2 separate regions of the Homo sapiens genome follow, and region 1 is linked to region 2. The links are chromatin contacts, found by Hi-C in ENCODE. All regions are on one chromosome and are shown on one strand. The core of a region is the stretch at or near the end of the contact, and the rest is flanking DNA. Distances in the headings are between cores, read along the strand shown.

Region 1 (5,603 bases), core at 2,594-5,093, 1.7 Mb after region 2:
ACTTCCAAAGGGAGTCCAAAGGGAGAAAAGCTAGGAAGCCAAGTGAGCTTTTCCCAATTTCATCTTTGCATCCTGCAGTCTCTTGACCCAATACTGACACTACTCCCCTTCTTGTGATGGCCCAAGGAGAGGAAACAGCAAGAGAAAGGCTGAAAGGTGAGAAAGGAAGGAAGTAAATTACTGGCAATAGTTTGGCAAGATCGCGAACTCCTTACAGAGGTCACAGCAGCCAAAGTGACCTTAAAATATAAATCGTATCATGTCACCCCCTATTTAAAACCCATCCAAGGCAATCAGAAAATGCAAACTCCCTACCACCATCTGGAATGAAATGCACACTTCTACCACTGACCCTACCTGCTGGCACCTGCACCTCTCTGGTGCCTCCCCCACCACTCTTTGCTCACACAGAGCTAAGCTGTGTGCTGCCTCAGGGCCTGACACACTCTTCTCCCTCTCCCTGGCTCTGCTCTTGGCTGGCCCCTTCTCATTCCTCAGGTCTTCTCTACCAGAACTGTTTATTTACTTTAGAGGGCTTACCACACGGTCACTACTTTGCCTATTTCTTGCCTGGGTAGACTGCTCATTCAACAAGGACAGAGAGTATGACTACCTTATTTCTTGCCATATCTAAAGTGCTACCACAGTGCCACACATGTGACTGGCATTTGATTTTTGCTAAATAGATGAACCTGTATTTTAAAAAATAACTCTGGCTAGGGAGCATAAGAGTTACAAGAGGTATGGAGAATAGTTAAAATGAAGGTGACTGCTATGGTCTGAATGTTGTGTTCCCCCAACATCCATATGTTGGGACCTAATACCCAATGTATTAGTATTAAATAGTGGTGCCTTTAGGAGGCAATTAAGACATGAGGGCTTGGCCAGGTGTGGTAGCTCACGCCTGTAATCCCAGTACTTTGGGAGGCTGAGACAGGTGGATCACCTGAGGTCAGGAGTTCAAGATCAGCCTGGCTAACATGGCAAAACCGCATCTCTACTAAAAATACTAAAATTACTCAGGCGTGGTGGCACACGCCTGTAATCCCAGCTACTAGGGAGGCTGAGGCAGGAGAATTGCTTGAATTTGGCGGGGGTGGGGGCGGCCAGGGATGGCGGTTGCAGTGAACTGAGATTACGACACTGCACTCCAGCCTGGGCAATATAGAGCGAGACTCTGTCTCAAAAGAAAAGAAACAGGCATGAGAGCTCTGCCCTCATGCATGGGATTCGTGTCCTTATAAAAGAGGCTTGAGGGAGCCAGTTGACCCTTCTACCATGTGAGGAAGCAGTGAGAAGATGCCATCTTTGAAGCAGGGAGCAAGCCCTCACCGGACACCAAATCTGCTGGTGCCTTGGTCCTGGATTTCCCAGCCTCCAGAACTGTGAGCAATAAATTTCTATTGTTTATAAATTATCCAGTCTAAGGTATTTTGTTATAGCAGCCCAAGCAGACTAAGACAGTGTTCACAGGTCACACTTTAAGCAACATGGATTTTGATGCTACTAAAGACCACCATTTTCAAATACTTTTTCTTTCTTTTGGACAATTATACAATCATATTGGTTATGCAATGAACAGACTTGATTAGACTAATGTAACACCGACCGCCTGAATATTTGCTCACGGGGGTCTGTATGCTTTATTCTGTGCACACAATCCCGTTTTTCCTTGAGTCTCCTCCATAAAGCAGAGCCCGGGGTAGGCCTCAGGGCTATATGTAGCTAGACTTTCTGGAGTATGACTAAGTGTCTGTACCGGACTAACACAGTAACAACTACTAGGTAACTGCAATTTAATTGCTCAAATCAGAACTAACTTCTAAAACATGTTTCTTCCCTTATAGTCATAGACTAAATTCTAGCCTAACTAGTGACAGATACAAGCTGTAATAATGTGTTATCTGTGTCTTAGCCTCCTAGGTGAAAATTTTTTCTTCCTTTATTTTTATCCCTATGGTTGAAGAAAGTAGCAGAGACCAACTGAATGAAGGTAAAAACCACTGGCTTTCTTAGGAAGAACTGTAGAGCAAAACAAAATTCATTTCTGGAGAGGAATAATTCCTACTTGAACGAATGGAAAAATAAAATCGTAGAATTAAAAAAAATAAACACATTGTAGAATAAAAACAACTTTGGTAATAAATTCAGATCCTAATCGTAAAAATTCATTTTTTAAGTAGCTCAATTATATAAATGACTCACTTATATAACCAAGGAGCTATATCATGGAGCATTTTTAAAGGTTTTTGTTTTTACACTAGGGTAAGCATTTCCCAAGTTTGTCTGTAACATGTGGCTTTTTCAAAATAAAAGAAAATGAGAAAATTCTCCCTACTGTCTCAATTAACGTAATTATGAATTAAGGAAGACCTAATTGATAGGGTTTTACTCTCTAGGTGCATAAATATATGGTGAAATACTCATTAAAATAATTACTAGACAGAAGTGCTCAGCTCCCTGTACCTTCTGAGATCCTCCCACCAGTAAAGGGAGGACGACAGAGTGGTAGCGCTTTCCTGTTAGTGTGCCAAAGAGAGGGGACACTGGTCACCAGGATAATCTAATGAAAATACCTCTGGGCTAATCGTCAAGAGATAGGGATTAAGTTAAGGTTCCAAAATGGTGAATACTATCCCCACCCCTTATGTCCAACCTCATCCCTCCCCGCCGAGCTTTCACTTTTCTCCCGGGAATTGCGGATGTGCAGTCTACTGCAGCAGCCCTGCGGGGAGGAATGGAGGAAGGGAAGGGGACGGCTGCAGGGTGTGTCACTTACGAGATGTAGGCTGGGTAGCCAAATCCTATCAGGTTGCAGAGGAGAGAGGCTCCATAACCGAACACCAGGTACAAGGCCACCAGTCCGATGACACCTGGGGACCACAAGGAGAGAAGTGGGTCGGGCAGCATGAGAGCCGTTCACGCGGGACAGCCGCCGCCCACACCGCGAGGCTGGGCCTGTTGTAGGAGTTTTCCTCTCGACTCGATTAAAGGAGCGAGAAAAACAAACCACACGAAAGCTGGGCCTGCGCGTCCGCTGGGCTATGCCTTGAAGTCTGGGGATACCAGGCAGCCCCACCATTGTGCCTCTCCTACCTCCCGCAGGGGGCCCCGGCGCTTTGCGCAGCAACCCCCGGCGCCCGGGACGGTCCCAGGCACCCGCTTCCGCCCTCTCGCAGGGCCTGCTGGGCAGCGCTCCAGCCTGGGAAGCTGCGCTCAGCGGGGAGCGTCCCGAGAGGCCCGGACTCCCGCACACGCTGCAGTAGCAGCCCCCGCCCACCCGAGAGGCGCCCTCTCCGGGCGGAGCTCCACGGAGGGTCGGGTAGGACCGGGTACCTCCGTCAACGCGCCCGCCCGCAGGGGCCCCGCCGTCCGCGCCCACCGCGCAGGACAGCAGGAATAGGGCGCCGGGCCGCGGGGCAGACATACGTCAGCGCTGGCCCTTCCAGCTGCCAGCGCCCGGCGCCGCAGCTGCCCTCCAGCCCCGCGACCCTCAGCCTGGGCAGCCCCCGCGGGGTCCTCCGATGCCCACGCTTTCCGGGAGGCCAGCCTGATCCCTGAATATGCTGCTTGTCCCGTCTGTCTCCGACTCCACCTTTCCCGAGTCCTCTCCCTGCTTCCTTCCCCAGCAGCTGGGGCAGCGGCGGCTCCCGTGGCCCTACCAGCGGCGGCGACCCCCGGCCACCCACCAAGAGCGATGAAGCTCCTGTTCACGCCGGTTTTGGCCTCGAGCTTGGCCAGAAGGTCAGTCATGCAGTTCTTCTCGTGCAGGAACCGGTCGAACCTCTCCCTCATGGCCGCAGACATGGCGGGGACCGTCTCGCCGCTCGGGGCTGTTCCTAGTGCCGGATAGACTGGAGCGGCGACTGCGGCGGAGCAGCGGCAGGCGGGGACCGCGGCGCGTCTACGCGTCCTCCACTCGCCTCCGCTCGCCCCGCCCGGCCGCCGCGCGCCCCTCCTCGGCCGCCGCGCGCCCCTCCTCCCCCGCCCAGCGCCAGGGGGACAGCGCCACACCCTGGCGGGGGCGGGCCTGCAACTCCGCGGACGCTGCGAGGTGGCCTGCCTGTTGACAGTCTTAACCCATTGCGGGGTAAAAAGGATGTGGCGTGGGGGCGTGCATTTTGTGTCTCTCGTGGGTCCCCTTCTCAAATCGGACTATTGCAAAAAGCAGGCAGAAAGGAGGCAGGCGTCCTTGTTGCTCCCGCCTGCAATTCACTGCGATGAGTTTGGCACCTACATTGCTGTGCTAAACCTAAGGCATTTTTGACCTAAAAAATTGAAATGTTTGAGCATCGTGAAAGAACTCTTTGGAAGCAGTCCTGCTTTCTCCCTCTTTGCCTTAACTTGGCAGTTTTTCTCACCTACAGACAATCGTTGCCTTGTAAAGACCCTTGAAGAAATCTAACACATCCTCCCTGGGGTACACCTTTTCCAAGCAAAAACTGCATTAAATCTTTTCATGGTGGGCTTGCGTTGTCTTGGTGTCTGATACTGTGGCAAGTGTCCAAATTCTCTCTGTGGAGCCAATATACTCTGCACTTCCTACAGTCAAAATACTCTGAAGAAGACGGAGATTCTAAGGTCCAAGCCTTAGGGCAGGAGCTCATTTTTGCTTCCTTCAGAATGAGTTGGCCATGCTCTTCCTCCACCTAAACCTAGGCTCCTCTTATCTCACCCATATGACTTCCAGACACTCCTAAAATTACTCTTGTTGACTCCTATTCTGCACACTGCTGCAGAATTTTTGTCCGAAGCTCCGTATTATTATCCTAACAGACTAGAGCTCCCATTCCTTGGCAGAGCATTCAATGCCCTGCCCACAACTGGCCCCGAACATTCTGTCTTGGTCCTACACAACCCCTCTGTGCTTTCAAATCTACTTAATTACCCTACTGCCTTCCACTTCTGCAAAAAGTTATCTTGCCCACGCCTAGCTTTTTCCTTTTATGCTAATTCTCCTTCCTCCTTTCTTCCTCAGAGCTTCTTAGCTCAGCTTTCTCAGCTGTTCCTACCACCACCCAGCCAAATCAGTGAACAAGTGAAACAACCTGCTGTCTACTTCTGTCTTTTCACCTACAGTTAATTCTCAATGTGGCAGACAGTAGAATCTGTTTTAAAATGTGCGTCAAGTTGTGCTATGTTTTTGTTCTCAACCCTCCAGCAACTTCCTATCTGCCTGAAGGAGGGCATCAGGGTCACAGGTGACATGGTTCATCCCTCCCCTTTCTGATGTCTTCCCTTACTGCCTCCCTCCTTGCTGTGCCTCAGACAAGGTAAGCCCATTCCTGCCTCTGGGCGTTCGTTCACTTTTCTTCTATTTCAGTGGTTCTCAACCAGGAGCACTTCCTCTCCCCTTCTTCCTCCTGGGGGGAGGAGTAGCAATGTCTAGAGATACTTTCGTTGTGAAACAGATTGTCACACAAGGAGAGCAGGAGGTGGCAAGTGCAACTAGCATCTAGTGGTTAGAGACTAGGGGTGCTGCTAAACATCCTGTAACACACAGGACAGCCCCCACAACAAAGAATTATCCAGCCCCAAATGTCAATAATGTGACAGTCCAGAAACCCTCCTCTATCTGAAAGTATCTTTCCCCAGTTAACCAT
Region 2 (6,000 bases), core at 762-3,261:
CAGGGGCTCTCCATCTCCCACATTACTGCCTGAACTCTGCCTCCTGTCAGATCAGTGGTAGCATTAGATTCCCGTAAGAGCATGAACCCTATTGTGAACTGCACATGCAAGGGATCTAGGTTGTGCACTCCTTATAAGAATCTACTGCCTGATGATCTATCACTGTCTCCCATCACCCCCAGATAGGACCGTCTAGTTGTAGGAAAACAAGCTCAGGTCTTCCACTGATTCTATATTACGGTGAGTTGTATAATTATTTCACTATGTATTGCAATGTAATAATAATAGAATTAAAGTGCACAATAAATGTAATGCACTTGAATCATCCCAGAACCATCTTCCCCACCCCCTGTCTGTGGAAAAAATTATCTTCCAAGAAACTGGTCCCTGGTGCCGAAAAGGTTGGGGACCGCTGGCCTGTAGTATTCAGTATAGTAAAATGCTGTACAGGTTTGAAGCCTAGGAGCAATTGACTATTCCATCCAGCATAGCTGTGTAGTAAGCTATACTATCTGGTTGTGTACAAGTACACCCTATGATGTTCTTACAACTGCATCGCCTAAGGATGCATCTCTTCAACTTCTCACCGTGGTTGAGGGATGCATGACTATATATATTTTCAATTTCCAATCAGCTAGGAATCACATTCCTGTAACTACTTGATTGGATATTTTTGGTTGTTTGTTCACCAGTATAGCAGGCAGGCTTTTAAGAATAATAAATCCATAAATTAGATTAAAATATTGGACCATATTAATGGTTGGTGCTATCAGGAATGGAGACTTACTAGGAAGAGTTTAGCGCATGTTGGAGGAAACTCAGGAAAAAAAAAAGGCCAAAAGTAACACCTGTGAAGTAAGGTGAAAGCGCCTGGAGCTATTTAGCCAGAAATGAGTTGTGGTATAATAACTGTCATAGATATGTATCAGAACATGACTAATTGTTGTTCGTCTTTGCTGAAATCTGAAAAGAAAAAAGTTCAAGGGTAGTTTAAGTGATGTATGTTTAATACTGAGAAGAAGAGCCATGACAGCTGATGGACAGGACATAAGAATGCTTATCATGGGATACATCTCTTGGGAAGAGAAAAAGGGCTTTTACATGTAGCAGTCTTCCCTGTCATGAATGAGGACAGGTCCTGCCTTAAGGCAGAGGGTTTACTAGTTGGCTTCCACAAGGCCCTTCTAGAACTGTAATTCTGAGCCACTTCAGATGCTGAGATTGAACTCGACACAGCCAAGTATCTCCTCTTTTAGGAGCTCCAGCAGTGCCGAGGAGGCAGTGCCACCAGCAGCGACGACAGCATTTATTCCAACTGAAGACTTCACTCAAAGGTGAGTCAGGTCAGTGTGGACCTGGGCGCTTCCTTTTCCTCCAGCTCTCACTGGGTCCAGGCACAGGAGCCCTGAGGGATCGGCGACCACAGTACTCCCTCCCCGGCCACCAATATAAGCTTTGACAGAGGATGGCTGGTTAGCTGGTGTTAGGTGGGAGGGACTCGCCACGGAGACGCGCTCAAGGAGGGATGAGTTGCGCCACCACCACCTAGGTCCCTCTCTCGCTATCCGGCGGGGCCGCCCGGACCCAGGTGCTGCCAGGGTACGCCTGGCGCCCGCCATCCCAGAGCAGCGTCCCGCTGCGCACGGTCTCCCTCCAGCTCCGGTCCCCGCGGGAGGGCGCGTGGGATGATGCGCGGGTCCTTGTGCCTTCCCCAAGCTCCAGCATCCGGAGCCGCCCTAGCCGGCACCGCGGCAGCCACAGCCTGGGAGAGAGAAAGGAAAGAGGGAGGGCGGCGGGAAAGGCTCGGCGCGGGAGGAGGGCGGGTGAGGAGGGAAGGAGCGAGGGGGAGGGAGCCTCTCTCCTCAGCGGTGCAGCTAGTCTCCCTCCAGCGGGCGGCGACTCCGGGTTCCCCCTCGCGCCCTCTCGCAGAGGCTCGCCCCCTTCCCCGCCCACCGTCCCTGCGAGCGCGGGCGGCGGCGGTGGGCGTGTGCGCGCGTGAAGGACGCCGCCTCTCTCTCGCTCCTGCGTTCGCAGGCGGCGGCTGGCGGCCGGCTTCTCGCTCGGGCAGCGGCGGCGGCGGCGGCGGCGGCTTCCGGAGTCCCGCTGCGAAGATGCTCAAAGTCACGGTGCCCTCCTGCTCCGCCTCGTCCTGCTCTTCGGTCACCGCCAGTGCGGCCCCGGGGACCGCGAGCCTCGTCCCGGATTACTGGATCGACGGCTCCAACAGGGATGCGCTGAGCGATTTCTTCGAGGTGGAGTCGGAGCTGGGACGGTAAGGCGCGGGCTCCGGCTGGGGAAGCCCGCGGCGTGCACTGGGGGTTGTCCCTCTCGCAGCGACGGCTCGGAGGGTGCGGGAGCCTGCCTTCGTGCCCTTCGATTTCTCCCTACCTAGTTAGTGTCTTGAGAGAGAGCTAACCTTCATTCAGGTGCGGCTCGAGTCCTTCCCACCCCACCAGAGCGCCTAGGCCGGTGCAGCTGTAGGATCAGCCCGACTCCCTCCCACCTTCCCTCCTTCTCGCAGGCTGCCACTTCCCTTGGGTGACAGCTCCCACCGCACGTGGGCCCTGCTTTCCCAATTGATATCTTTGCTCACGATTATAGCTTGCCAGAGGGTCCTGTTTGTCTAGTTATTGTTTAGGGTGGGGGCCGGAGGGTGCCCCTCCAAATCAAGACAGAATTATTAAGTTAGATTCCTCCTCCTTCCCCTCGTCAAGCTCTCCAAAGCAAGTGACACGAGAAATTAAACTTAAATACTAGCTTCCCTGCAGAGTCTGCTCAGGAGTGAAGGGAGAAATGAATCATTTAAGAGAGTTGAAGGCAGAATAATGAACTAGTGTGGCTTTAAAGAGAAAGCAGCATATGGGATCCAGGCAGTGGTAATTAGTGAGAATGCTGCTGCTTCCCTTCTTTCATGGGCTGGAGTGATTTATTTAAATTATATATGCAACAGACCATCTCCCTAGGATTGCAGATATGTCCCCTATCCCTCCTCTGAAGATCCAAACAGGTAGCAGTTTGGCCTTCTGCATGATTCCATATGCTTTCGTATTTGTATCCATTGAAAATTATAGTTTTCTTTCCCTTACTTCCTTTTTTTTTGTCTTTTCTCTCTGTTATCCATAGGTAAGGAGATTTATTTTCAACACTTATTTTAGATCCAGGCTCTTTAGTATAGGGAATCTGAAGATGTAATTTCAACGGTTGACAAGTTGCAGCTTCTGTACTTACTACTCCTTTGCAATTTCATTTTTCATTCTCTTTTTGCTGGAAATAGTATTGCTAACAGCCTTTTTATTTTTTCAAGTCATTGGAGGATCCAGAGCAGGATTCTGGATGTTGGTATTTAGTGGGAAGATGTAATGATCACTGCCCACTCTCCCCCCACTTTGCTAGTACTATTGAAGGCTCATTGAATATAGATGTGTAAAATAGGCAAACTTCTGAATGAAAATTCAGTGATTTGTCACTGTTAAAAATGTTTTGAAGTATTTGAGCACTGAATAATGTATACATAAACATCCATTTTTGATCAAGTTTTTCAGTATTCATCTGAAGATCTATTATATATATAGGTGGAAATGAAAGGACAATGATGTCGATTTTTGTAAGGTCCAAAACATGCCTGTTATTAATTGTATGATGCGTGACAGTGGAACCATGTAAACCTCTGAGTAAAGGGATGATCTACTTAAAATTGTTTACTGGGTGTTTTATAAACTACTGTGTAGTAGAGGAAGTGCCTGATGCTGCTGCAGGGACTGTCCCAGTAGCACATCTGTTTTCAGAGTAACATTAACCCTAGATGCCTCAAATAGGCTGACTTATCCACACACGTTGTCTTTATGAATAAGCTTCATCGTCATGAAACTCAAGAAATTCACTTTAATTTGAAAAATGGGAAAAAAATAAACTGCCAATTGTATACCCCTATGAGATGGTAGCCTGCATAGGAAAAAACTGAGAAATTTGAAGTTTGGGTTTTTTATTTTTCAGTTCAGAATTACGTGTTGCAGTAAATTTTGGAGGACAAATATTAATCGGTTATACAGAAGCTTCTCAACTTATGATGGTGTTATGTCCCAATAAGCCCACTGTAGTTGAAAATATCAGAAGTTGAAAATGCATTTACTACACCTGTGCTAACAAACGTTGTAGCTTAGCCTAGCCTACCTGAAACATGCTCAGAACACTTAATATTAGCCTACATTTGGGCAAAATCATCTAACATAAAGCCTATTTTATAATAACTGTTAAATACCGTGTACAGATGGGATTTTGTAGACATGGTGAGATATGAAACACAAAACACAATATTCAAAAAACACTGACAACAGAGAACACTCTAGAGTTCCGGTTGTTTACCCTCCTGTGGTTAACTGGGAGCTGTGGCTAATGGCCGGTGCCCAGCATCAGAGAGAGTATCCTACCATGTATAGTTCAGGAAAAGATCAAAATTTGAAGTACGATTTCTACTGAATGCTATCACTTTCCCACCATCATAAAAGTCGAAAAATTGTAAGTTAAGCCCATCCTATTGGAGACCCTCTGTCTATACATTGCTAAGATTCTCGCTCTATTATCTAGTCTTATGATTACTGTAAAAGATCACAGAGTTAAACTACATTGAGGAACAATAAAAGCTAAAATGTCTTACTTAGGCTCTGTTTGTCAGCAGTAAAGCGTATTGTTAGGTAAGTTTTCTGTACATGGCAGCATTCGTGGGGTGCATGCTTACTCTGGCTGAGACTTTGAGAAGTATCATTTTCATTATCAGAAATTTTTAAGTAAATAAACTTAAAACATCAACTACTATTCTAGATATAATTATTAAGAATCGATAGAGCCAGAGAATGCAACAGAATGATGATCGTAGATATTGGCTGAGTGACTAAAATCTTCTTTCTTCCTACACTAGAGATCAAGTTGAACTCAGGTCATCAGTTTCAAGCCTTTACTCTCAGCTTTGGACCAAATCCACCTGCTAGTGTGACTCTAATTCATTAGTAATGCAGTTGTCATTAATATACTAAGAGAACAGTGCTTCTGGTGTTACGTGTTGCTGTTGTGGTTAGCTCTAGAAAGTAGACAGTCTCCACCAGAATTAGTGATTTGTTGGCTCCTCCATTACAGTTGTCTGTTGTAAAGTAGTGACTCCTGATTGCAAGAAGATTGGACGGTGACCACTGGGGCGATACACCCTGAGGATGTGTTTGGGAACTCAAGGGGAGCTAAACTCCCAAGGCTATATCCACCTGAAGCCCCTGGATAGTGCTGGCGAAGGCAGGTGCTGGCAGCACTGATCCACATGGAGCCATTGAGACCAAGACAGATGTGCTCACTTTCTTTTGGCAGGGAGGGCATAGAGTATAGGGGTTACGGGTGAATTAAAAGTATCAGGCAAAGTAATTTTCCTAAAATCACATTTGAAGACACTGTTTTGTTCATAGAGTTTTTCAAAAAGTTTACAAAAATCATGACACACACACATTCAACTCTACTTAAAAATACGAATTGGCCATGATCCTATTCAGGGCTCCAGATCCTCGAGAGCAGTTGGTCTTTTGCCCAGTGATTTGAGAAACTGGCATTTTAAAGGCTTTTCTGAGGGAGAAGGGAGCTGCCTCTGGTCCAGATCCCGCCCAGTGGTTTGGCACATGGAATGACAGGAAATGGCCCAGCCTGCTTGGTGGTGCAGATTTCGTCTGTGCATGCAAACCCATGTCCTGTTTTCAGTTGTCTCACCTTTAGTTTCTCACTGTTGTTCCATGTTGAAAGAAAAGATGATAAGAAAACCAGATGTATTCCCAGACATACAAATCCAAGGAAACCAAACCAAATGAAAGATAATTAGAACAAGAGAAGAATGTGTTAAACTATTTTGGAACCTTTTTTTTCTTTAAATTTAGTTCCCATTCCACTTACTGTAGTTTCTTTAGGCTAGGCACTTTGCATACTCCTCCCCACTGCAATGTAATTTTAAATAATACATTTATGTGTCAC

The links. A loop is a pair of places that touch in the nucleus more often than their neighbours do. Pooled maps may share reads with other maps.
Region 1: a map with no recorded cell type shows a loop between it and region 2 (2.9-fold over the local background). The contact joins the promoter of REEP5 here to the promoter of CAMK4 in region 2. A Hi-C loop is called at or near these places in 4 of 37 single-sample maps with no recorded cell type and 9 of 50 pooled maps.

What each region holds. Positions count from the first base shown.
Region 1 is chr5:112,918,384-112,923,986 of GRCh38, forward strand. It overlaps REEP5 (receptor accessory protein 5), which reads right to left and starts at 3,844. Exons shown (of 5, transcript NM_005669.5): 1 at 3,690-3,844; 2 at 2,780-2,873. The coding sequence starts at 3,807. It overlaps LOC105379123 (a long non-coding RNA gene), which reads left to right and starts at 4,004. Exons shown (of 3, transcript XR_948675.3): 1 at 4,004-5,273. RefSeq lists silencers at 3,035-3,484, 3,845-4,114 and an enhancer at 5,247-5,366.
Region 2 is chr5:111,222,373-111,228,372 of GRCh38, forward strand. It overlaps CAMK4 (calcium/calmodulin dependent protein kinase IV), which reads left to right and starts at 2,012. Exons shown (of 11, transcript NM_001744.6): 1 at 2,012-2,272. The coding sequence starts at 2,112. RefSeq lists enhancers at 1,141-1,240, 2,201-2,250 and a silencer at 1,601-2,090.